Regions from separate parts of the Homo sapiens genome. Here region 2 is linked to region 1. A link is an interaction called in ENCODE POLR2A ChIA-PET data of the cell type or tissue named here. Cell type or tissue: GM12878. All regions are shown on one strand. Each heading gives the region's core, and the rest is flanking DNA. Links, peaks and the distances in the headings are about the cores only. Region 1 overlaps MAN1A1 (mannosidase alpha class 1A member 1). Region 2 overlaps MAN1A1 (mannosidase alpha class 1A member 1).

Evidence for each region. Peaks named below come from ENCODE experiments on the same cell type or tissue, not always from the same donor. Only the 100,000 strongest peaks of a DNase experiment are listed, where the experiment ranks them.
Region 2: POLR2A ChIA-PET joins it to region 1 with 5 read pairs; 2 of 35 experiments call an interaction of 5 or more read pairs at or near these places.

The regions. Positions count from the first base shown.
Region 1 is chr6:119,205,853-119,213,262 of GRCh38, forward strand. All of the region lies in intron 6 of MAN1A1 (mannosidase alpha class 1A member 1), which reads right to left. Among named protein-coding and RNA genes, the nearest start is that of FAM184A, 130 kb to the left of the region's middle. RefSeq lists a silencer at 456-525. In GM12878, for the core only: no CTCF peak of the experiment used is centred there; a DNase peak (open chromatin) is centred at 4,159; H3K27ac peaks cover 328 bases.
Region 2 is chr6:119,291,824-119,296,331 of GRCh38, forward strand. The region is part of intron 4 of MAN1A1 (mannosidase alpha class 1A member 1); the gene reads right to left. Among named protein-coding and RNA genes, the nearest start is that of MAN1A1, 56 kb to the right of the region's middle. In GM12878, for the core only: no CTCF peak of the experiment used is centred there; no DNase peak of the experiment used is centred there.

The DNA of each region.
Region 1 (7,410 bases), core at 3,014-5,513:
GGTTACAAGCATGGTTATGATAATCAATCACTTTTTCTCAAAGACCTAATAGTGCAATGACAGAACAAGAACTAAGCATAAATAGTTCCAATCACACATGATGAATGCCGAGATAAATGTGTGAAGAGTTCTCTGAGCATCTAAAGCTGGGACACACAATCCAGCGTAGTGGGGATGGATCACAGAAGACTTCTTCAAGGAAGAGACTCCTGAGTTGATTCTTGAAGGGCAAGTACGAGTTGGTGAGGAAAAAATGATGAGAATCTGGGCAAGGGAGAACACACGAGCAGAGGGGCTGGCCAGGAACCAGAGGCAGCTGTTACACTGCAGAATGGAGGAAAGGAAGGTTGGTGGGAGAGAAGGCTGGAAGGACAGGTTGGAGCCAGGTCTTAATGGCTTGTGGAATTCTTGCTTTCCTCTCTTTCTAAGGTAGACCCCATCAAAATGCTCTTGGTGTCCACCCCCACTTTGTTTTTTGCCATGTATCAGTCACAGCTCTGGGTAAACCCTTTCAGTCCTGTCCTGGCGTCTGCTGCCAGGCTGCTGAGGAAGAGAGAAACCATGAGGATTACTGGCGCTTGCAGTCCTGGGCTCGCCTCACTCTCACTTCCTGCTCCTTTCTACAGCAAAACCTAGAGTTTCCTCCAAAACACTGATATACAGTACATCTAAGAAAAAGTAAAGAGAAATAAGACACAGAGATCTGAAAATGATATATTCATTTATTTTACAAAATGCCCTAAATTTATTAGGCTCTGGGAATGTGAGTCAGGTTTTATTTTCATAGTTGGCTTATAAAAAAGAATTTCCAATCATCCAAATAGGATGAATAGCTACTTTCAAAGTTTACTAACATATGGCAAATGCACATGGTAATTGGTCATTAACTAGTTGTCATGACATATCACTGTTTTATTCCAATCACTCCATCACTGACTAACGTCAATAAGCCTATTTAGCAAAACTACAAATTTCTGTGGTCTGGAGAAATATTAAAAACAAAGCTGCGACATAAGGCAATATCAGGGTAAGAGGAGATGATGACTTTATCCTGGAAAAGAAAGAGAACACAGTGTTGAGGAAGCCCAGCCCGCCTTCCAGATCTTCAGGGACTGGTTAAGTTTGGGGATTAGAGCATGTGGTAGCACACTCAGATGAGAAAGTTAAGCAATATATATGTACTAAATGAAACCTCAAATTACTTTGTATCCATGTATTTGTTCTCTGCCATTAATGTGGTGAATCGAGAAAAATCCAGAGATATACTGGAAAAGCATTCAATACGTTTAGAAACATTTCTTAACATTTAATTTAAAAAGGGTTAAATTTATCCTTCCTTCCTCTTTGTACACATTCATATCAGAAGGAAAATGGTACTCTTTTCTGTCACCACCCCCCCAACCCCCAACCACGGAAGCAAGAACATTAAAATCACTAGCAGAGGAAATGTTATACTAATAGAAAGAAAACTGGATTTAGAATATAAAGTATGTTCATATGAAAGGACATCTTTGGTTACCATTCATTCAGTCTGCAGAATTAATGTATTTCAGTTAGATTACTTATGAGATCAACGGTTCTACTGGCTCTTTATAAGTCAGGGAAGGGGTTCAAGAAATTAGAGATGGCACAACTATAGACATTAGATGAGGACATGGGGCACACATCTATCTACCACATGCCGCCACAGCTGAAATGTGTCTGTGTGTCTCAGAGAAATGGCTGCCTCCTGTCTTGCATAGCAAGCATGTAAGCTTTGGTCACTCACAGATTGAGGGAGATGAACTGAATGATTTCTAAAGTCATTTTTGTCTTTTAAATTCTATAAATCTACTGAGGAATCTATGTGTTTATAAGGCTTTAATGTTTAGAATGATGTATGGACATGGGCATTTGACACTCAAATGGGGGGGTTGGTGACAAAGGGAAATGAGGCCAGAGTAAGAGTTCAGCTCCCTTGGTCTGGTGGAGAGGGGGTCACAGTGTCTCGGGCATTCCCGGTTACCAAAGGTGAGGCTGGGCCAAAAACGAATTTTATCTATGGCAGTGGGAGATTTAAAATGTCTCTAACTTCAGTTCCATTATGACAGTATTTTAAAGACAGCTATGGTGTTATCTGGTCTATTTTATAAAAACTAATAATATTTAGAAAAATATTTTAAAGATAAAATAATAATTTGTGTTCAGAAACCATTAGTTCCATAAGACAGGCATGAAAGGAAAAGATATTTAAATATTACCAATCTTGTTACAATGACTACATTTCAAGCCAAGACGACAAGTTGGCCAGTGGAAATATATACACAAAAAGGCAATAAATGTGGTCTGGGGAGCTGCCAAGTGTTTGGTTCAAAGGATTCTGCAGCAGAACTTCCAACTTCTACATCACTCTAATTATTTATTTCTGTTTCTTCCAATTCCTACTTCTTCCATTTTAAATTGGAGTATTACTTAATGTATATGTTTCAATTTTTAAATTTTCAGTATTCTATAAAGGTAATAAATATTTAAAAAGAAATATATCACAACTAAAATAATAGATTTTGGCAACTATAATTAGAAACATCTCTTTAAAGGAATTGAGTCACTATGATCTTTTGAAAGTGTGGAATGCTTTTGTTGCTTTGGAGGCTATAATTTGAATGTAGTTTATTAACTGTGGTAATACATTTCATCCTACTTTACTCAAAAACAAGAAGGCATAATTATTTACAGACCTCAGAGCTCTGATAGCAATGGGCTTTATGTGCTTTTCCTCCTGTCTTCTGGGAATGGTTAATAGGGCTGGAGGAAGGAACCACAGTACTAATGGTGCTAGTCTATTCATATCTGAATCCTATGGGAGAGATGCTAACTCTTTTCCTAGAGCCCGTAATGATTCAACTAGTTGGAGGATTGCTCTGGATTGATGGTGTATTCTTTCAAAATAATCTTAAATTAAGGTAACTCAAGGTACAGGTTGCTGTGTGTGATGCATCATTCCAGTAATCCCAGCACTTTCGGAAGCTGAGGCAGCCAGCCCACTTGGGTTCAGGAGTTCGAGACCAGCCTGGGCAACATGGTGAGACCCCATCTCTACAAAAAATACAAAAATTAGCTGGGCATGGTGGTGTGCACCTGTAGTCCCAGCTACCTGGGAAGTGGAGGCAGGAGGATCACTTGAGCCTGGGAGGTGGAGGTTGCAGTGAGCTGATTGCCACTGCACTCTAGCCAGGGTGATAGAGTAAGACCCCGTCTCAAAAAAAAAAAAAAAAAAAGGTATAGGTTACAGTGACTGTCCCGATACAATTTGGATCATTAACAAATATATTTGGCTACCTATTATCATCAAATGTACCAGATAATTTATAGAACTGAAGCAATTCTAAAAATTGCCAGATGAATATATAAACAAAGCATTAAATAGTTATAAAGTCTTGATTAGCTATGACTTTCGATTTATTCTTCCTCACTGCTTGCTATTTTATGCAAAATGGGAAATGAACCAAAAATAATTTTCTTGAGAATTCTGGTTTGAATAATTTCTGAGCTGTAAACAAACTTCATTCAAGTTCATAGTCCAGAATATAGCTGACTCCTTGGGGTTATACAGTTATCAATTTTTGGAAGAAAAATACTCCCTCACATCCCATACAATTATTGCAAAGGTTCAGTCATGTATGCAAACAGAATGGCAAACAGGGATATTTAATTCAAAAGAGCAGATAATCCAACATTATTCCTTTTGGATTTTAGCACAGATTGGGAAAGAATAATCAGAAATTTCATCAACGATTGCGTCATTTAGCTGTATTCTCAAAGTGAATTGATTTTTAGATAAAGCAATTTGAGCTTCACTTACAAACGCGTCCTTCCTGAAAAGGTTTGCACAGTGCTGATCTTTCAAATTTACACTCTTAGGACCTCACTAAGACCTGGAATAACAATTCCAGGGGACTGGCATTCTAAGACTAGCCACGATTCTATTGCAGCTTGCAGAAACTGACTGTGGAGGACTATTTCCCAATGACTATCTCTCTGGGGAAAGGTGGCTAATAGAGGGCAGCTATTTACTGAATTAACCCATAAACCCCAGCTTCCTGCTTTCAAACAGCAGCAGGGTAAATCTCCACACAACTTTTTAACTAAGGGCCAAAATAATGTTTAAAATTAGTCATATCTTGCTCCATCTCATCACGGGTAGTTGTTTTAGACAGAGCTGAAACCGAAGATGTAACAATTTAGTTTACTCTTGACTCGCAGTACTGCTGTTCTTACATCTGACTACCTTGGGCTGTGCGGGAAGACGGGGGTTATGAAGACAAAGATGGCGAGAGGCACTCTCTGATTCCACAAATAACCTGCTCCTGAGAGGTTCAAAGATGCCACATTTCTCGTTCCCATCTATCTTTTGGGTAAGATCTCCTTGCTAACTTCTATCAACAAATTGCAGATAAGTCGAGTGCAGTTTCTGTCCAGTTACTGGGCAAGTTGGGATATTCTATCAATAGCTTCAGAGAACACCACCAAAAAGGCGAGCAGAACTGATGAAAAAGCAGTTTGGTGTATTTAGATGGGCATGCATATACACCACTTAAAAAAAAATCAGTCCTACATGCTGCTTTAAATATATACTGCATTTTTCACAAACATTTTCCATGCCAATCAACATACATCATTATTGCTGTTGAGTGCATACTATCTGACTAAACAGATACATTATTTAAAAAAATTTTCCAAGGATATATTCCGATTTATTTAAACTCACTGCAGCACTGGACACTGAAGCTAATTTATTTTTATGTTTTTGCCACTATAAACAATTCAGTGGTGTCTAGTTTCTTTTTTTTTCATTCCTGTCATGTTTATGAATCATTTCTTTTTAAAGCTAACTTATGTTCAGACAAAAATGTCTACAAAGATGCCAGCTGGAAGATGTCAGTTTAATTATCTAAACTGATAATGAGGAAGGACTTGGGAATGTGTATTAGAGACATAAACATCCACTACTTACAGAGCTATTTCTCTTTCCAGTGTGGGCCAATGATATCCCACCTCATATGGTAGCCTCCATAGCCCTTGGGATATTGCACATCCACCTGTTGTAAATCATCATATTGAGTCTTTTTAAAACTGGGGAGGAGAAATCTACACACAATCATTTATATCAAGATATTTTTCTAATAAGCTTCAAGTTGGAATAGAAGCATAGTATATTCCATCTTCGGAAATAATAATAATATATGAAGTTAGTTTGCCAAACATCTCTTAAAATTTCCCCTTACTTTGATTTTAGATACAACTGTCCCATCACTGTAAGAGTTAAACACATATTTTCATTTCAAGACAGTACTTAAGACACTAACACCATAGTGAAATTTGGCTATGTTTTCCATCTCTGTCTTTCATTCTATGGGTCTGTGGATCATCTATGGCTTAAGACACATGAAATCAGTACAGACTTCAGGCTTTTAGTAACTCTCCAAATTCTGTCCTATGGTCTCTTACTGTAGCCAGTGTGGCCAGTATTACTTGCTTCTCCTAGTTTCTAAGATCATCAGCAACAGATATCTGTGCATCACGCACATGTTTTATCCCAAAGTCTACAGCAGTGCCAAGAAAACAGCAGTGCTCAATACATGCTTAATTTAATAAAACCGAAAAGCAAAAACAAAGAGGTTGTGTCATTGGCTCCCACCCTAAACTTACATCTAGATAATCTAATCCCATATTTAGTGTCACCACATACATGCCCCTCTTATAGCCAATTTAAGGAAAACTTCCTCTTCCAGGCTGATCCCATGATTTACCATCACAAATTTGCAATGGTCTGAAGTGACTTCTAAGAGTCAAGAAAAGGTGAAATGAGGAAAATAACAACAGGGTGGTAACTTCTTATGAAGGCTTAAATTTTATTCAATTTAAATGATTGTCTTTTATTCTGAATCTCTGTCCTTCCTACTTTTGTGATGTTAAGCTTATCTTTTTTTTTTAAATGAAATAATAGTAGGAATTTTTTTTTTTTTTTGAGATGGAGTCTCGCTCTGTCACCCAGGCTGGAGTGCAGTGGTGCGATCACGGCTCACTGCAACCTCCACCTCCCAGGTTCAAGCAATTCTCCTGCCTCAGCCTCCTGAGTAGCTGGGATACAGGTGCCCACCACCATGCCTGGCTAATTTTTTGTATTTTTAGCAGAGACGGGGTTTCACCATGTTAGCCAGGATGGTCTCGATCTCCCAACCTCATGATCTGCTCGCCTCAGCCTCCCAAAGTGCTGGGATTACAGGTGTGAGCCACTGTGCCCGGCCAATAGTAGGTTTTTTTTTTTTGGTATACTTTTTAAATGAAATAAAAACATTGGTAACCTAAGGCCAATCTCTCAATAATTAGGAAAATTTTTACCTTGCCCATGAAAGCTACAAGTCTGGCACCATTAGTCTCAGGGCCCAGCTGAATTACCAGAGCAATTACTATTGGAAAGAACAGTTTACTATCAATTATACCAAAAGTAATGGTAGTTTTTGGCAGAAATTCTGAGGCATAAAGGCCAATATTAAGTGATTCTGTTCAACAGGTTAAAAAGTAAGCACTTCGGGGATGCATCTTGCCAAACTCAGCAACTTAAGACTGAGCCAGTCAGTCAGGCATAATTTACTGAGTGCTTACTCTATGCCCGTTACCGTGCCATCCAAACACCAAACACCCTAGGAAATATGCTCAGGTTATTTTTGATGACCAAGATATCCTACCCTGAAATGCTGGAGGATTGGGGTCTCAATTGCAACTCAATTAAATTTTGTTCTGGCAGCTGAGTAGAGGAAAAACAGTTTTTGGAAAACCATTTCTGTTCCTCCTCTGGGCATTACTTAGCCAAGATCAAGAGGGTCTAATTAAACTTCTATAAAATAAACTGAACTTCATCTGACTGGTATATGAAACACACTGATATCTTATTACCCATTTCAGCAGATCCTTACTGTAGGTCTTTTCCGGATATTAAACTACTTAGGATTAAATGGAACGGATTCATTCCTTGATGCCTAATACATTCTTTATCACTACACTTCAGAGTGGGTAATCAACTGTTTTAAGGCAGGATCAGTAAAATGGATGCTATTAAGGAACCCACCGGGAGAAAATGGTATTCAAATTCCCAAATGATGAATTAATATGAAGCGAGTTTAGGAAAACAGATGATGTCTAGGTAATCAGGATCAATAATTAGGGTGTAATTTTTAAGCTGCATGAGGTAAGTTTAGATATTTCTCTTCAAATTAAATGCATCTACCCAACCAAAAGAAACCAGACAGTTAATTAAACCATCTTATAATTTAAAATGGTAGCTTTTCTTACTTTTGGTTTTTTTTATGAAAGAAGTAATGCACAAATAAAAATGTGCGCATAGCTTGTGATAAAAACAAACAGATTCAG
Region 2 (4,508 bases), core at 24-2,523, 83 kb after region 1:
CCTTATTTACACCAATAATAGCTTGCTTTTATTATTTACAACGTGCCAGGTCCTGTGCTAATGTCTTTATATAGACTCTTTTAGTCCTCACAATGACCTTATGAATTAATTACTATTCTTATATCCATTTTAAAATGTTGAAGCTGAGACTTATAGTGGTTAATGTGACTTTTTGAAGTTCAGACAACTAATAATTGGTAGAAGCAGGATTTGAACTTGAGTACTGTGGCTCCTGATTCAGGGCTCTGCTATTCTGACTTCTATATACCTCACAGGATAATGCACCAAGTCTCTTTATTCATGGTCATATAATTAGTAATTACTGCTAATATTTTATACTTGATTAGTAAATAGATCTGTCTTACATTCTGTTACTAGGTAAGTTAGAATAGCTAACCTACTATTTAGATTATAAAGCACATTTCAAGCTTTAGTTAGCTTCTTTTCATGTTCATTGGGCCTACTGCACTTTTGCCTAACATCAAACCATTCACTAATAATCATGGGACTCACAGCAATTTATAATATATGGAGTCAATATCTGGCAAATAAACTTAGTCAAAATCATGGGATATTATTTCCTTTAACAAGCATTTATTAAGCAACTACTATGTGCCAGACCCTGTCCTAGGTGATAGGGAAATGGCAATAAGGACTGATAAGGTCCTCAAGCTCACTTGAGTCTACATTTTAGTGGGATAAAATATTTCCAGAAAAAAAAGGAGGTATGTATTAATTTTATCCTTACATGCTCTCTGTAAAAAGGTTTAAGAATCTAACAATTAAAGTCAAGTAATTGCTTAAGTTAAAAAAATTCAAAAAAATTCCTATAAAAGGACAATTATGAAAACAAGTTAGGAGACAGAATTACTAAGTCAAAGTTAGGCAAAAACATCACAAAATAAGACTGGTGTGTTTAACTGTATTTTATAATTTGTAATGTGCACCTGATATAATCTGATTAAAAGTACTATATATAGGTGTAATTTAACTTTGAGGTCTATCACTCTGAATGAATTTTACATAAATATTGGCAAAGGCTTTAATATTCTACAAAATTACTGATAAGGAAAAGCGAAGCTAACCCATGTATTTAGTTTGGTTCACGTGACTACGTTTCCTATGTTTAAGAGTAATAATATCTAATAATAAAATCTAATAAACTTAAACCCTCAAATCATATTCCTCTCAATTAGTACTTGTGTTTTTCAGTTTTTAAACCTGGTAACAGTTTCCCACATTTCTGCCTATTGAAGACTGTTAAGATGATCTTATATTCTTATTCTGGCTATAGGTTCTTGACATAATGCATTTTCTCTTCCTGCCGTGAAAATTTTGGATAATCAAGACCTTTATGTAGACATCCGATAAAAATTATTCCAAGGTGAAGGTCTGAGTCATGTCAAACACTGCCAGAAATATATCTTCAGCTAGACATCAATCAACTGTTGGATGCAGTTATTCAACCAGTTATTGATCCAATTACATATTCTAAAACCTAAATTCTATTTATCTTGTACTGTACGATATTGAGAAATGACCCTGCAAGGTGCCATACTCAAGGTCACTTGCTATGGCTTTGGATTTCATGGATCTAATAGTCTGTCCAGTGAGCCTGTTTAAGAAGCAAATCTGGTTTGTTAGTTAATCCATGAAGGATACCAGTGACTGCTATGTCCTTGTCTTTAATAAATCTTGCTCTGGAACATCACACCACCACCATCACTAGTTCTCAAGTCACCATCTTCTCTGTTTGAAAACCAGAACCACATTCGAATTTCCAACATATAATTCTTTCTCTCTCCTTTTCAAAGTTAAGTTTAAATAATTTAGAAACCTTAATTTGAGGTCTCTTTCAGTATTCTAGGTTGTATTATGTTTTTAGGCCAAAAGATTGAAATTTAGACCCTTTAGTTAACTCTTTATAGATTCGTAGATGAAAAGGACTAAGAAGATAAAAATTCTCCCACCACACCAAATTGGTTGGCTATCCTGCAGAAATCAGAAAGACCTGGGATTGAAGGCTGATTTGGAAGCCATCTGAGTTTGAGGTCCCAGATAACTAATTTATTCTGAGTCTTGGTTTTGTCATACGTAGAAAGGGACAATGAATTCCTCCATGATGTAAAGCAATGTACACAATAGCTGGTAACGCACTCATCAGACACTCAATAGACAGCTGTTGCCACTACCACTGTGCAGCTCAGCCTAAACGAACTAAAACCTACCTTCCCAGGGTCACTGGAAAATCAGAAACTTTAGAATCATAAATACTCATCTTCTTTGGCCCATATGAGGTCTTATTTCTCAAGGGCTTAAAAATCCTCTTTTGAAATATAGAAGTTGACCAACTTCCTTTGGGGCTTGATATATTTTGTATGAAATCTGGATTTTCAAAAGTGAATTTCTACAAATGAGGGTCTCAGGCCATTTTTATAAACTTCTGATTCTAATTTCCATTAAATAATAAATTTAAATGAATACATTCTTATTAATAGTCATAATGTTCTAAAAGTTTTCTACCGACTTACCCTAATGACAGAGGGGGTATTTGCAGCAGGGGGAAGACAGTAGGCAGACAAAGCAGCCTGTAACACTAAATCTTGTGAGATTTATCCTAACAATTAATGTGAATTTTGCAGTCTACCTATCTGAGTTTGTTTTAAAATAAAAGTAACTTCCCTTTTAAATCTTTAGGATTGCATTCCAGTATGCCCCATGTATTCAGTGGCTTCTAGTACACAGTCTTACATCAGTGGCAGTTTAAGAAGTACATCCCGTCTTTTATTTAAATTCCATGTACCTATTAGTTAATGTCAACTGATAAGCAAGAGGAGATTGGAAGTTTTTGGTTAAGACCAACCAATAAAAAAATCAGAATTGGAGAAATTGTTCTTTCATTTTGATTTACTTATAGCAATGACCACTTAATCAAAGAACACACTGAACCAGATTCATCTAAATTGAATTCATATAAATTGAATAAAATACATGGTATGCCTAAATTTACACCTAAAATCAAGAGATGAGTATTACAAATCATGAAAAAATTATGCCTCAGTACTAATCTCTATTATTGTCTTGGGTGTTTGAGATTGATAACTTCCACCTTAGATCTATCCCTTTTCCATATGTTTTTGTCTACTCATTTACTATACATGTATGTAAATTTACGAGATAAAGTGACAAAGACTGCTAACATGAAAAAGAGAGTCTAATATATAAATTATTTTGTATGCTTCCCTCCTTCAATCCTAACATCATGCTCCATCTCTCTGCAAAGAAAGGCTTTTTCTAAACCAACATACCATGAGATCATGGACAGGAAGTATCTAACCCCATCTAGGCAACAGAGAAAATGAACACGTCAAAATCTGTTTCCAAATGAGTACCTGAAAGACCAACCTCTTCACACTAGACAAGACAGCACTTTAAACAACTCTGAAATTTGATATTTTTATAGGCAACTTATTCACCAAAATTAGCTATACGATGACGTATTTTAATAGATTTCACTAAGTGAAATAACAGGCTTGACAATGAAAATAACAAATTTTAGTTTTGGAGCAGATTCAGCCAGTTTCCTTTTGCTTGAGGAGCTATATCGAGATGCAAGCTCGAGGAACAGATAATAAATTGTTTCTTTGGATCTTCAAGCCTTATGATGTTTATTTAGAGTCACACTTATATTAGAATTCTCCTTATTATCTTATGATTCCATACAGCATGACAGATCTGATTGATTGCATTAAATGGAAAAATATTTCTTGGAAAAGAACTTATCAGACATATTTAAATTCTATTCTGAGTGTTTGATTTTCAGAGTGAACTAAAAGTGTAATAGTTTTTGTTTTTAAAAGGACAATTCTCCGATCTCTACAATCAGAGACTACTCTTTTGCTAGCTATTCCTCCAAACTCTGTATCAGCTTTCTACTTAGTGAATTATGAGCCTGGGGTACGGGACTATTATCATACATGAGAATCAAGCAAGCTTTAATAACTGCCCACTACATACCAATGCAATATTTCTGTTTAATATTAACTGTTTCACCAAAATCCAATGTAAATAACAACTGCTCCATTACTAACACATGATAACGATACTTTAATCAATGGCTTTGTTAGAAGCAACATGAGACTTTTCAAAACCATTGATTAAAGACTGGTAACTACCAATAAGCCTTGCCTATGTTTAGGCTTAGCATACACCTTTATTTATAAATGATACTTCAAAGTGTGTGCTGGATTAACACTTTGAGGATTAAAAGTATACAACTCCTTTAAACGATTAAATTGCAATATTTCACAGTGTAAGTCAGTCTGTCACAGTGTGTCCTGGCAGCCTTTGGTTTCCTATTTAAGCAACGTGACAAATCTCTTAAGACTGCTAACAAAGTCCAAGTTCTGTGGGCCACAAAGATATGCAAATACCTCTCTTCTCTATGTTAATAGACTGGTTTTACCATGCAGGTCCAGAGGCTCTCAAGCAGCAGTCCTAATTACCAT